Linked DNA regions of Homo sapiens: regions 1, 2, 3 and 5 are each linked to region 4. Evidence: chromatin contacts called from ENCODE Hi-C or POLR2A ChIA-PET data. All regions are on one chromosome and are shown on one strand. The core of a region is the stretch at or near the end of the contact, and the rest is flanking DNA. Distances in the headings are between cores, read along the strand shown. Region 1 holds the start of PTPN6 (protein tyrosine phosphatase non-receptor type 6). Region 2 has its middle 9.6 kb from the start of LINC02390. Region 3 holds the start of CLECL1 (C-type lectin like 1). Region 4 holds the start of AICDA (activation induced cytidine deaminase). Region 5 holds the start of CLEC2D (C-type lectin domain family 2 member D).

The links. Hi-C counts contacts between places; a loop is a spot of excess contacts on that map. ChIA-PET counts read pairs that join two places held with the same protein, here RNA polymerase II (POLR2A). Pooled maps may share reads with other maps.
Region 1: a map with no recorded cell type shows a loop between it and region 4 (6-fold over the local background). The contact joins the promoter of PTPN6 here to the promoter of AICDA in region 4. A Hi-C loop is called at or near these places in 2 of 37 single-sample maps with no recorded cell type and 2 of 50 pooled maps.
Region 2: a pooled map shows a loop between it and region 4 (12-fold over the local background). The contact joins the enhancer-like site here to the promoter of AICDA in region 4. A Hi-C loop is called at or near these places in 8 of 37 single-sample maps with no recorded cell type and 3 of 50 pooled maps. POLR2A ChIA-PET finds 5 or more read pairs at or near these places in 1 of 52 experiments (OCI-LY7).
Region 3: a pooled map shows a loop between it and region 4 (3-fold over the local background). The contact joins the promoter of CLECL1 here to the promoter of AICDA in region 4. A Hi-C loop is called at or near these places in 6 of 37 single-sample maps with no recorded cell type and 4 of 50 pooled maps. POLR2A ChIA-PET finds 5 or more read pairs at or near these places in 1 of 52 experiments (OCI-LY7).
Region 5: a loop to region 4 is called in a map with no recorded cell type, with 11 times the contacts of the local background. The contact joins the promoter of CLEC2D here to the promoter of AICDA in region 4. A Hi-C loop is called at or near these places in 13 of 37 single-sample maps with no recorded cell type and 4 of 50 pooled maps.

The regions. Positions count from the first base shown.
Region 1 is chr12:6,950,106-6,952,836 of GRCh38, forward strand. It overlaps PTPN6 (protein tyrosine phosphatase non-receptor type 6), which reads left to right and starts at 1,251. Exons shown (of 16, transcript NM_002831.6): 1 at 1,251-1,415; 2 at 1,504-1,626; 3 at 1,878-2,072. The coding sequence starts at 1,408. RefSeq lists enhancers at 549-1,484, 1,485-2,418, 2,419-2,731.
Region 2 is chr12:9,711,655-9,714,354 of GRCh38, forward strand. It overlaps a transcript of CLECL1 not described here. Among named protein-coding and RNA genes, the nearest start is that of LINC02390, 9.6 kb to the left of the region's middle. RefSeq lists enhancers at 1,566-1,735, 1,746-1,795, 1,846-1,895. Within about 2 kb of position 1,362, at least 2 of the 41 ENCODE cell types and tissues checked have a DNase peak (open chromatin) inside an H3K27ac peak, as active enhancers do; they include OCI-LY7, where a contact is called at or near this core.
Region 3 is chr12:9,731,818-9,734,517 of GRCh38, forward strand. CLECL1 (C-type lectin like 1) reads right to left here and starts at 1,280. Exons shown (of 2, transcript NM_001441815.1): 1 at 1,132-1,280. The coding sequence starts at 1,213.
Region 4 is chr12:8,611,415-8,614,114 of GRCh38, forward strand. AICDA (activation induced cytidine deaminase) reads right to left here and starts at 1,445. Exons shown (of 5, transcript NM_020661.4): 1 at 1,346-1,445. The coding sequence starts at 1,353.
Region 5 is chr12:9,668,463-9,671,162 of GRCh38, forward strand. CLEC2D (C-type lectin domain family 2 member D) reads left to right here and starts at 1,251. Exons shown (of 5, transcript NM_013269.6): 1 at 1,251-1,333. The coding sequence starts at 1,273.

The sequences.
Region 1 (2,731 bases), core at 1-2,500, 1.7 Mb before region 4:
AAACAGCATCCAGATAGAGACAAAGAGCCTTCCCTGTACCCTAAAAGTTTCCCAGAAATTGTTCCCAGTTAGCATATTTATTTTTATAAAGGTAATGCATGCCCATCATATAACATTCAAAAAGGTATGTAGAGAACCAAGTGTCTCCCCCAGCCCTGTCCTCCAGCCACCCAGTTTCCCTCCCTAGGGGAAGCCACCAATATGTGTTTCTTATGTATCCCCTGTTGAGCTGCTTTTCCTCGTTTTGGTTTGGCGGTGTTGATGTTTGTATTTGGAATTACAGGTAGGCAGCATCATATACCTTAGTGTTTAGGGCCTCTAAGATCAACCAGCCCTGAGAAAATCAGCCATGGTGAGGACCTTGTCCCCCAGCCCCCCAGGAGATAGGCCCCCTGGTGGGAGTGCTGGGGCAGGGCAGAGGCCTAGGGACAAGAATTAGAAAGGACCCATGTTGACAGGGCTGCTCAGGGTCATGTTGTCCATCCCTCTGCCACAGTGGCATGGACAAACTGCATATGTTGGTTAGAGGAGGGCACCCTTCTCTCTTGCAAGCATTGGCAAGGTCTTAACTATTAGTCTCCTGCTCCCATGGCAGCCCCTTTGGACAAGGAGGCTCTTAATCTCTGTTCTTTGAAGCCCTGAGGGCTGGTGTATAGGAGTTCAAAGCACTGGCTTTGGAACCGGACTGTCTGGGTTTGAATCCTGGCACTGCAGCTGACTCACTGATGGACTCAGGCAATGCCTTAAACTCCCTGAGCCTCAGGTTCCTTGTCTGTAAAATGATAAAGATAGCCCCTGTTTCATAGGGCTGTGGTGAGAAACCAATCAGACAAGGCATGTGAACGCCATTATAGCACAGCGCCCGGCATCCAGCAGGACTCACTCGATGACAGTTGTCACCGCCATCATTGTTATTAGCGTGGGCCAGGGAGGGCTGCGTAAAAGCAGCTGGTGGAGGAGGGAGAGATGCCGTGGGACCGTCTGGGTTCGCATGCGTGAAGTATTATCTGGGCCTGGAGTGTGCAAGGCACACATGTGTCCTTACTGCATGTGTTGTCACATATGTGCAATGCCATGCTCCTGAGCCTTTGATTGCAGACGTGTGGGAAGTGGGCCCCGTCCCCACCCCCAGTGCCACCCTGCTCTGCTTCTCTTCCCTTGCTGTGCTCTAAAACGAGAAGTACAAGTGAGTTCCCCCAAGGGGTCGGCCGCGCCTCTTCCTGTCCCCGCCCTGCCGGCTGCCCCAGGCCAGTGGAGTGGCAGCCCCAGAACTGGGACCACCGGGGGTGGTGAGGCGGCCCGGCACTGGGAGCTGCATCTGAGGCTTAGTCCCTGAGCTCTCTGCCTGCCCAGACTAGCTGCACCTCCTCATTCCCTGCGCCCCCTTCCTCTCCGGAAGCCCCCAGGATGGTGAGGTAAGGGCCTGCCACCCACGGTAGACAGGAGGCAAGGGTGCCTGGTGCCCACGGGACCCCTCCTCACTGCCCTGCCTGGGCCGCCCAGGTGGTTTCACCGAGACCTCAGTGGGCTGGATGCAGAGACCCTGCTCAAGGGCCGAGGTGTCCACGGTAGCTTCCTGGCTCGGCCCAGTCGCAAGAACCAGGGTGACTTCTCGCTCTCCGTCAGGTAGGTGGGCCCCCCGCAACCCCGGGCATTTTGGCCACTCTCTTGTGCCATCCAGGCCCTGAACCACTCATTCCTGGTTCCCCGTGGCAGTGCTGACTCCCCGTCTGTTCCCTTGCCCCCAACCCCCACACTCCCCATCCCTGTCTGTGCCCACCCATGCCCATGTGTGCCCCCACCCAGGACCTCAGCCGATCCCTGCCCTCCTGCCTCTACTCCTGCACCGACTGGCCTCACCGCCTGGTGCCCTGCAGGGTGGGGGATCAGGTGACCCATATTCGGATCCAGAACTCAGGGGATTTCTATGACCTGTATGGAGGGGAGAAGTTTGCGACTCTGACAGAGCTGGTGGAGTACTACACTCAGCAGCAGGGTGTCCTGCAGGACCGCGACGGCACCATCATCCACCTCAAGTACCCGCTGAACTGCTCCGATCCCACTAGTGAGAGGTGAGGGCTCCGCACCCCCGCCATTCCCAAGCAGGGATGAGCCGGCTCCCACCCTGAACAGCCAGGGAGGCAGGGAGACTGGCAGCCGGCGCTGCCTACCCTCCATCCCCTCCCCTCCCTGCACCAGCTGGGGCTCTCAATGTCCCTCCTCCCTGCTGTCCTGGGACCTGGTGTCTCAGAGCCTAACCTACCACCCTTTCCACCTAACCCCGAGGAAGCCACAGAAAGCTGCCTCGCCCTACTCCGGGAGCCCTGGCCGCTGCAACCCAGGTCCCACTGGAGACAGGGAGGCCACTGCTGGTGGCCAGCATGTCGTGCAGGCCAGCTCTGTTGTTAGAAAGCTCTTCTTCCTCTGGAATCGAGCCTGCCTTCCTCCGTCTGCCCCTCACCCCAGCACATGTTAGGACAGTGAGGAGCTGACACTGGGGTGAAGATGGGGATGAATGCTTGCCAAGACACTTGATGCCTTGTCCCAGCCGCCCCGTGGGGATGGGTCTGTCCTGTGGGGTCAAATAGGTCTCCGGCCCAAACAGAGATCATTGAGAGCACGATGTGAAGTGTTCACCTGTGTAAAGTGTCTCACGCTGTCCCGGGCACAGAGTAATACTCCAGGCATTTCCTTCCTGTGGCCTCCCCGACTCCTCCTGTGGTCTCCCAAA
Region 2 (2,700 bases), core at 112-2,611, 1.1 Mb after region 4:
GCAGTGGTCCTTCTCAGCTTTCTTTTGTGGTTCCTTTTCCTTTTTCCACCCCCTAAAGTTTGGAATACCCCAGTCCTTGTACCTCTTCTTATCTGTGCTTACTTCCTAGGCAATGTCTTCTGGTCTCATCTATGGGCTGCTTACAATCACATTTATTTCTCTAGACCTAGCCTCTCCCCTGACTTCCAGCCTAAAGTATCTAACTGGATTCCTGACATTCCTACAATGATAGTTAATAGGCACTTTACACTTAACATGACTCAAGCTGAAAGCCTAGTCTTTACTTCATGCAAGCTTCTCCCTCAGTATTATCATTATCGAATACATCTTACTAGTTGATTTTCATTTCATATTACCTATCCAATACATCTAGATAAATTTAGAGTATATCCAGATATTCTCTACCTTTTGAGGCCAGTTTAAGACCAGCTTGGGCAACATAGCAAGACCCTATAGCTTACTTTTAAGGTAAAGATATATCTACCTTAAAAATAGCTGCCAACCCAAACTAAGCCATTTTCATTTCTCACCTGATTATTGTGATAGGCTCTTGACCAGTGTCCTTGTACTTGTCTCCTCATCCCCATAGTCTATTCTGCACACATTATTTAGAATGAATTTATAAAAATGTAAGTCTAACGATGTAAGTCTTTATGGCAAATTTTCAACTACCTATCTCACTCAGTAAAACGTGAAGGTTTCCCTGTGGTTCACAAGTTACTATATGATGAGGCTCCCATGTACTCCTCCAAACTCACATCTTCCTATAGTTCTTTTTAGTGCCTGTTGCACCATAATACTGTTCTGCTTTAGCCAAGCATGAACAATGCAATCTACAAATGAAATCTTTTTATTTCTTTCTTTACAATCCGTATGCCTTTTATTTATTTTTCATGTTTTATTGCACTAAATAAAACTTCTATTGTGATATTCAATAAAAGTGGCAAGAGTGGCCACCTTGCCTTTTTTCTAATCTTAGGGAGAAAGCATTCAAATCTTTCCCCATTAAATATGAGGTTATCTGTAGTTTATTACAGATAGTCTTTAACAAATTAAGGTAATTTCTCTTTTATTCCTAGGCTTCCAAGAGTTTTAATCATAAATGTTTGCTGAATTTTGCCAACTTCTTTTTTTAATCGATTGATAGAATTACATAAAGCTTTTTTATGTAAGTACAACTATTAATAAAACCCAGAATCAGAAGACTAAAAAGGACCCTGCCATCTATTGAAATGTTTAGACAAATTAATAACTATATGAGAAACAAAAACTATATTGTAGCAGGATGAGCCGCAGACAAAACCTCTCAGACACCAAGTTGGAGAAGGAAGGACTTTATTCATCTGGGAGCATCGGCAAGCTACTGCCTCAAAATCTGAGCTCCCCGAATGCACAATTTCTGTTCCTTTTAAGGGCTCACAACACTAAAGATTTCACATGAAAGGGTCGTGATTGATTTGAGCAAGCAGGTGGTACATGATAGGGACTGCATGCACCGGTGGTCAGAGAGAAACAGAACAGGGCAGGGAGTTTCACAATGTTCTTCTATACAATGTCTGGAATCTATGAATAACATCGGTTTCTAAGTTATGAGTTGATTTTTAACTAATTTTCAACTACCTATCTCACTCAGTAAAACGTGAAGGTTTCCCTGTGGTTCACAAGTTACTATATGATGAGGCTCCCATGTACTCCTCCAAACTCACATCTTCCTATAGTTCTTTTTAGTGCCTGTTGCACCATAATACTGTTCTGCTTTAGCCAAGCATGAACAATGCAATCTACAAATGAAATCTGGTTTAGGCCAGGCAGGCCCAGGCCTGGTTTCGGGCCTGGTGCTGGGCTGCCTGTCTTTGGTTTTACTTTCTTGTTGTTTTTTTCTTAAAACAGGTACTGAGTATAAAACAATATAAAACAATATGAGAGGGTCTCTCTCTTCCCTCATTTCCCCCATTTGAGACTCTCACTTTTTATTAGGGGAAGTTCTCACTCTTATTTTTGCTACTTATGTCTTTTTGTGCAATAGATCGATAGTGATTTATATAGTATGCTTGTGCTGAAGCATTTTGGTGAACTAAGGTAGCGACAAAGTTTTTTACCATTTGGAGAAATACAGGTGTCAGACAAGGGAGCAGTAAGCAAGTTCCTATTACTATTATTACTCTTATTGGAAGAGTTTTAAATCTTCTTATTGCTGGGAACCAATTTCCAAACATGGCTCTTGGATTGAGTCCGTGCCACACTTGCACGGGTACATGTGCCAGTTTTGTTATATCTTTAACTATGTCTTTAACTACTTGCCTTTGATTATCTATGTGTAGACAGTAATTAGTAAGGTTAAATTTCTTATAGACCTCTCTTTTAGCTGCTAGCAAGTAGTCGAGAGCCAATCTATTTGATAGATAGCATTTCTTCATAAGAGTCTCTTGCCAGGCAAAAACAGTCAAAGCTCAACTGGTTTTATTAGTAATAATTTCTAAAACAGCTTGTAACTGTATGATTCGGTTGAGCATGTAGATGGGGGTTTGATATCTTCATGAGCCATCTTGTGCATAAGTGGTGGGTCCATAGTATTGTATGATTTTTTCAGGAGGCCATTCATTATCTTTCTAATCACCTATGGCTATGCTTCTTTTTTCACGGGAAGCACAGACTGGGAAGCCCAGAAGTTCACCTGTTTTTATGGGCAGTAAGAAGAAA
Region 3 (2,700 bases), core at 30-2,529, 1.1 Mb after region 4:
AAAGGCAATTAAACCCTGGAATGCGGAATCAAAAATATTGGTTTTGTTGCTTAAACTGAGTAAAATAACCTCTAGAAAAAGAAACTAACTACAGGACATTTTTGAAGCATAGGGGAATGACAGTGCAGTTCTAGTCCATGTTATTTTTCAAATTATGTTTCACTATTTCATAGGAAGTGAAAGTGCCTAAGCTGGAAGAAAAGAAAGCAAGTTAGCCTCTGCTGGGTAAAATAGAGAGGTAAGGTTTAAAATAAGAAACAAGATGCTTTTACAACCAGAAAAGGACACACACTAGATTCCTTTGATAACTATAAACTTTTGAAAATATAAAGAAGAAATACATTCCTTGGAAATACGAACAAAGTAGCAGATTCATTCCACAAGGGCAAATACAAAGGAGGAACTTTAAATTATTTAAAACACCTACATAAACTCTATGCTACAAAAATTCTTACCCTAGAGCAGAGAATGGAAATGTAACAAGACAGAGAAATTTCCTTAATACTTCAAAGAATAGAAAAGACACTGGCTATGAAAATCTATAATTTTTGAGGGGGTTTGGTGATGAAGGCACCATGTTAAGTTTAGGCATATGCTTATCGCCTCTGATTCCAGAAATATTCAATTACCTAGTCATTAATTCTAGACTTTATAAAATTAAATCTAACGTTTCATGTTTTCTTAAGTTTACATTTTTATCCTATTGATATTGTAAAAGAATAAATAACAATATGAGTAAATTGCCACAGGTATTTTTCCCAGTGGAGATGAATTTATCACATTATGTTAAAAGGTCAGATTTGATTGAGAGTGAGCAAAGCTGTGGAGCAGAAAGGCGTGATCCCGCTAGAAGTTGCTGTGTGAATATAAACATTCATCACGAGAAATCAAGAAATAGAAAGGCTATGAAAACAGAAGCAAAGTTCTACATATTAAAACCAAAGTGGCAATTTATTTTATGAACAGACATTTTGCTTCATTAAAAACATTCGCTCTTATTCTTAGCATTCAATGAATTTTGCTTTGAATCCAATCTCCTCTTTTCAGTTTGGCAATTAGATACATAAGAAAGAAATAAAGGAGATAACTAGTAAAATCTTAATTCTCAAAGGCACCCTAAATCCAGCTTACCAGATCTCTGAAGTGGAAACGCGAGTTCTAACGGGGAAGTCCGAACAGTTTTGATGTCAGCGTAGACTACATCTCCAGCCATTGCACAGATCAAAAAGAGAGAGAAGACCACAAATGATGTCCCACTGAAGGGACAATCATATTTCTGCAAAGAAACTTCTGATAAGTAAATTGAGATGGCAAATTTCCTTCTGCTCCCCAAGTGGGTGGTGGACTTCCTCCATGAATAAATGACAAAACCAATGTGTTCAGTCTTACTAATCAAGGTAGCAGATTTCTCGAATACTTGTATGACATGGAAGAAATTACTAACCATACAGTAGGTTCTCGTTTTTCAGTTAGTTTTCTGCCTAAACTTGAAATGCTTTTAACTTTTATTAATACCACAGAAGATATCTCACCATTTTCTCCTATAGACCACTTCCTCTTTTAGTTCAGGCATATATTCTCTGGCGGAAACTCTGAATTTCCAGCATCTTCTCCAAAGTAGGATAGCTATTTGGGAAACAGAACAAGAAAAAGAAGGGATTTTATTACGAAAGTTACAGAAAGGGGCCCTATGTCTTTTATCCTCCTCTCTAAATGCATTGTATTGTCTAGATAATACCTTAAAAATTCTGAAAGCTATTTGCTTTCCTGTATGCTTTATAATATTAACATTAAACTGAGGTAAAACATGAATTATGCAGAGGACTTCTGAACTAAAAAATATATATTTAAGAAACAGAAATAACTCTGTTAAAATAATTCAAGGTAATGACATAAAAGAAAAAAATCTAATTTTAAAATGAGGTGTTCAGAAATTTACTATCGAATACAACATAGCAAACATAGATTTTATCTCCTATTTCTTCTAAAATTCCACTAAAATTGAATTAAGTGAATAAAAATTTGTTAGTCTAAAACAATAACACAAAGGCTCAGGGTCCTATTAGTTGATGAAAAATTTCAACTAATTCCTGGAAAATGGAGAGTAGATGGAGATGTGATCATTGATGAAGAAGTAAAATCAGAGAAAAATGCAGCCAACACCATACAGAGGGAAATAATGGAGGAGAGCCTAGCTACCTGTGAAACCGTCATAGGACATAGAAATGTCAGATATGAAAAATGGCAGGATCCATTAGCTTATGACTAGTAGATTAACTGGAAATCTGCATATGGAAAAACTGGTTTTTTCAATACCCACTCAAGTGCATTCTGCAGAATTAATCTAAACTGCAGTCACCCCATCCCTACCCCTCATCCAAGAAATTTAACTTAGGTTAATTAAATAACTAGAGAACAGATCCTGGCTTTGTGGCATTTAGGGATCCCTCCTATAAAGACCAACTTCTGACCCTGGATGAGGCTTGAGCACCGACCTCTGTCTCTTAAGACTGCATGACACTCTCTCCCTTTTCTGGGCTGTTCCAACTGTTTGTATGTGACTAGACAATACCTACTACATACATGAAAAACTGACTTTTAGAGGTTTTATTATCTGCAGGTGGTTGCATAACCAATAATTTTTTTTTTTTTGAGACGGAGTCTCACTCTGTCACCCAGGCTGGAGTGCAGTGGCGCGAT
Region 4 (2,700 bases), core at 195-2,694:
CAAACCAGAAACAAGCGGGTTAAAAATAATCCTGACCAAGTCATTTTGCCATCACTAATGAGCTCTACAGATACTGTCCTCCTTAATGATAATATATTTCCCTTCTGTCCTGTTGAATTTCATCTTTTCTCCTTTTCTGTCTTTCTCTGAATTTCAACTGCTGATTTTACCTTTGCTTTCCATTTTACTTTGAACAAGTATTTCCAATGGACCCTTCACAAGGACCTATAGCTCAGACTTGTTTTCAAAATCTCAGTGTAAACTGAGGAGACATTTGACATTGTCTGACCTCAAGAAAATTTTCTGAAGAACATTAAATCCTCCATTAAAAATCTTTATTCTGTATATTGGATGTGATGGCTCATGTCTATAATTCCAGCACTTTAGGAGGCCCAGGCAGGAGGATCGCTTGGGCCAGGACTTAGAGACCAGCCTCGGCTGGGCTAAGACCCTGTCTCTACAAAAAAATATATTTTTAAAAAATCTTTATTCTGTAATGTAAGTTCTTTATAAAGGAGTTAAATTGAGGTAAAGTATAAGGATTAGGTGTTATTCTCATACATCCATAGTAATCATAAATGTAGGAATAGAATAAGTTCTATGACAATAACCTATCAAAAACTGCACATAAAGACATTATGAGGACCTTAACCAAATTCACACCTAAGAGGTAAGTTAAGCTACGTCTGAACAAATGGAAAGATTAGTTAATAGTAAAAGTGCCATTAACTGCCTAACAATTGGGCCTTTAACATTAAATAACTTGCTTGAATGAATTTGTCTCCTTATAATGGACACAATCATAGTGACTTTCAAGCAATTAATTTAGAATGCTTGGCATTTCTAAAATTACAAATTTTCTTACTATAGCTAAATTATTTCAGTAACGCCTCCCTAGGAAAGTGTGTCTTCAAGTTGTTTTACTGTTGAATATTTACAAAATTATTACGAAAATTAGCACTACCGTTTTTAGTACAGTACTGCTATTACCTTTTCATGATTTGAGTCTCTAAAGATTTGCTATGTTAATATTATTACCATAAATTAGTTTCAACCATGGTACAAATCTCAGGACGAATCAGTACATTGTACGCACTACTTCTTTTGCCACATGAAAAAGAGGGAAATCAAGAGAAGTCTGAAACAGAAAGAATTGGGCTGACAGCGTATAAGATCTGAATAGAAGAAAAGGAGACAGATCAAAAAATATATATGCATATTGATCAAGCTGATCTTATCAGTCAGACAGTTACATGAGAGAAAGGGATAGCTACCAGTCTCATTACTCAGATTTGCTCTGAGAGGAAGGCCAGTGCAATCACCCACGAGAAGACTGCCTCTTTACCTGTCCATAGTGGTGTCCAGAGTGTCTTCTTGCCTCCCTGCAAGTCTCAGGCCAGAAAAATCTCACTTCAATTAATGATGGTTCTCTGTCTTAGTCTGACAGTGCATTGGCCCTTCACATTCAAATTTGAGCTTGCCCTTTTGGGCTCCTCCCCTGACAGCATCACCCCCACCAGGTACCCCAACGGCCTTGCTCCTGATTTGGATCCAGTGAAGATGGGTGGGTGGGGCTGTCATAGGCAGAGTCACACAGGTTAAACCATTGAGGGCAGCTCTGCTTTAATGTTTAGGTTCCTTTGGGGCTGCTGCTCTAAAAGCCCAGTCCATGCTCCATAGCTAGCAAAGATCAGGAGGCAGTAACAGTAGACACTTCAATTATAATCATGATAACACAAAATAAAAGCACAATGAGAATAGTAATATTTATGTAAATACCTTAAAGAGCATTTAAATAGCTTCTTGGGTTATTGTGTTGAAGAGCCTCAGATAGCCTCTAATTCCCCCATATTCCCACAGTCTCTCTGAACCTCAGTACAGACAGGCACTAGCAGCTCCTGCTTTGCAGTTAAGCAAATGAACTCAGTTATATAGAATTTAGAACACAAAAATTTTGCCTCCCAAACCATGGATTTTTTTCTTTCTGATTGCATTACAAGAATTGCTTGAAGACTAGATATTTACACCAAAGAGTGATTTTTGCATGAGCCATCTTTTTTAGAAAAAAAAAAAATCCTTAATTTGGAGTCAGAAGCAGCAGCAGTCCCCCAAAATACAAAAATGCTTGTTTCACCAGACAGATTCAGTGTCTAACTGGCTGCACTGAATTTGGAAAACAGGCTAAGATCTTCAAATAAAAGACTTTAATTTTGTGCTCTCATAGAACTTGGTCTATTAAAGATTTTATTTCTCTCTCCTACTGTAGCCCATATGCATTCTATTTATTCACTGAGTAGATACTTCATGCCTACTGTTAATGGAAACTATGCCAGGTGCTAGGGATGCAATGCTAAGCAATGCAGCTAGGGTCTCTGCTCTCTTCCTGCCTCAAGCCTTTGATACCATCTATACCTTGATGATTTTCAAATCAATAGCCCTAGCTTGGACCATGTATTCGTCTGTTCTCACACTGCTAATAAAGACATGCCTGAGACTGGGTAATTTATAAAGGAAAGAGGTTTAGTTGACTCACAGTTCCACATGGCTGGGGAGGCCTCACAATCATGGCAGAAGAGCAAGGGACATCTTACATGGTGGTAGGCAAGAGAGAGCTCACGCAGGGGGAAATCCCTTTATAAAACCATCAGATCTTGTGAGACTTATTCACTATCATGAGAACAGCATGGGAAAGACCCACCC
Region 5 (2,700 bases), core at 1-2,500, 1.1 Mb after region 4:
TCTCAAGCAATTTTCAAATTATTAAATTTCACAGGAAAGGAGGTTAGGAAGAACTATGTGAAAAACAGACTTGAACTTTTGGCAATCACATGTTGTTCAGGAGACAAAACCAAATTCAACTTCCAAGAAAGAGAAGCAGCTTTGATAAAAAGCAGGTTCTCAGATGGAATTACTAGAAGGCTTTATCATAGGTCCTAGGACAAACTAGAAATGATGAAATAGTAAAGAAAAAGATATATAAAATCTTACAGAAACTGGAACTCAGTCCTAATGCAACTTCATTTCTATTTGATAAAGGCAATAGCTGTCCAATCTGGAACTTATTTCTTACAGGTAAGGGGGGCTACTGTATAGAATTCAAAAGCAGGGAAAATATGTTGTCAGAGTTAAGATAGAGATTGTATTTGGGGTAATGAGCGTTGCAGGACATGAGTAGGGCACATAGCGTGTTGGTATTGTTTTACGTGGTTTTAAGATATACTTCATCTAGGCACTTGTTACATGTTATATTTTTAATGAATGTGTTTAGTTGTATGCTTATGATTTGTGCACATTACTATAAATTATATTTTAGTAAAAGGTGCCCTTACTGGCATTTATATACAAGAAATCAACACATCTGACAAGAAGCTCTTGCTGCTAAAGAGCCTCTGTGCTCCTGGATCATGCCAGAGGGAGCACAGAAGCTGCACACCGTTCAAGCCCATTTTTGAAAAGTTGTTGTAGCAGCCATAGCAGCAAATTCCCAAAATATCTTGAAGAAATTGAAAACAAGATATTTTTTGAATGAGCGTAAACTCTTGGGAATGAATTTTAATTTGAGATTAAAATTGCTGTTGTCTTTACTTACCTAACATTCATTTCCTCTGAGAGCCAACTCCTTCCTTTCAATAAATTCTTATTTTCTATCATAATATTGCTTTGTACCGCACAAAATACAATTATAATTTTTAATAGTCAAAGAAATTTTAAGTTATCAAACATTAGTTTCTTTCGTAACCAAAATACTGTTAGAGAAGTAGCTTCAACTTTTTAAAATTCTTACAAACACCAGTTTATTCTGTTGTGATGAGCTGATTTTTGAAACAATTTATGCTTCATTTGTTCCTCTAGCTATATTTAACTTAAAGGCTTGACATTTTGAGTTACTGGGGCGGTTACACACTTACACGTTTTAGTCGTTGGGCTTTTTTTTTGTTTTGTTTTGAATCATTCTTGGGGTTGAAAACGTAGAGACTGTGGTTTAGATCACTCATAGAAACTGGAGGCAAAATGCATGACAGTAACAATGTGGAGAAAGACATTACACCATCTGAATTGCCTGCAAACCCAGGTAAGAAGCTGGGCTCTACAGAGTAAGTGTGAGGACTGGAATGGGAAGGTAGTGGTAGTGATGGGCTCACACAGGAAAGGTGCTGATCTAGTAAAAAGTTTTCAAGGATAAGAGATGGAATGTGGGAGTCCATAAATTGGCTTATAATTTGTGTAAAACATGCATATATTTATATTCCCAGTTCTAACAACTAAGGAGAGGGAACAATGAGAGAAAGATGTAAGACAATGAGATAAGGTTAAGTTTAGGATTGAAAATAACAGTTAATTTCACTAAAAAAAAATCTATACAAACTCTAAAGTGTTACTCAGATACAAGATACCATCATTATTACATAGGTAGAAAACCTATCATGGAAGCTCTTAAGAGAGAAAAGGTAGAAAATAGTATGTAAAGGACATTTACAAATCAAAAAAGTAACAAAGGTTGAGTAGAAACTTAGTAGGGCATTCTAATGGAATTATGTTACATTGGATGCACTGGAAATATATATATATATAGCTTTATATGATGCTTTAGTAAGTGAAAAAAATGACTTTTGCCACAGTTAGGGAATATCAAGGTTTTATAACTTAGGACTTAAAAGTTTGGAGTTTTCTCCTCCCAACTTAAAAGGTAATCAATTTGGAGAAAAGGTAATTCAGAGGCAGAAAAAGATGAACTCTAAATGTTGTTAAATGACTTCATTTATTTCTTCATTCATTGGGTATTTTGAGCATTTTATACCAAATGCTTTAAACTGTTTGTCGGATAGTTCCAACATCTCTGTCATGTCCTCCTTGGCTTGTGTTTTCTTTCCCCATGGAAGTTGACATTTTCGTGGTTCTTCATATACTGTGTAATTTTGGATTGTAATTTGAACATTTTGAACAAATATTTAGTTAGACTGGATCTTATTTAAATTTTGGAGTATATTGATACTATTGTTTTAGCAAGCAATCACCCTGGTGAGATGAAGACAATCTGTGGGATCTGGTTCCAATGTCAGTTCCATTCTGAAAGCCTTTGTAGTGCTATTCAGACATGTGCATCAACCAGGGGTGAAATTGGGAACTGTGCAATGCTCTACTCATTAGTTCAGGTCTTAGCATCTTTAGTGTGCCAATTAGAACCATATCTAGGCATGCATAAGTTGAGGGGCAGGTGAATCCAGGAGTTTATGAATAATGTTCATGGGTCTCTTTCTAAAGTTTCTTCCTCTTCACCATCTGACCCGTACTTTCAGGTTCCCAGGGGCTTCTCCTTTCCATCCTCCAGCTAGAAATGCGGGCCTCCTTTTATTCTGATGAACCATATACTTCTGCAATTATAGCTGCATCTTTAAGCTCATGTGGCAGACGGACAGTGAGAAAGAAGAAAAAAAAAGC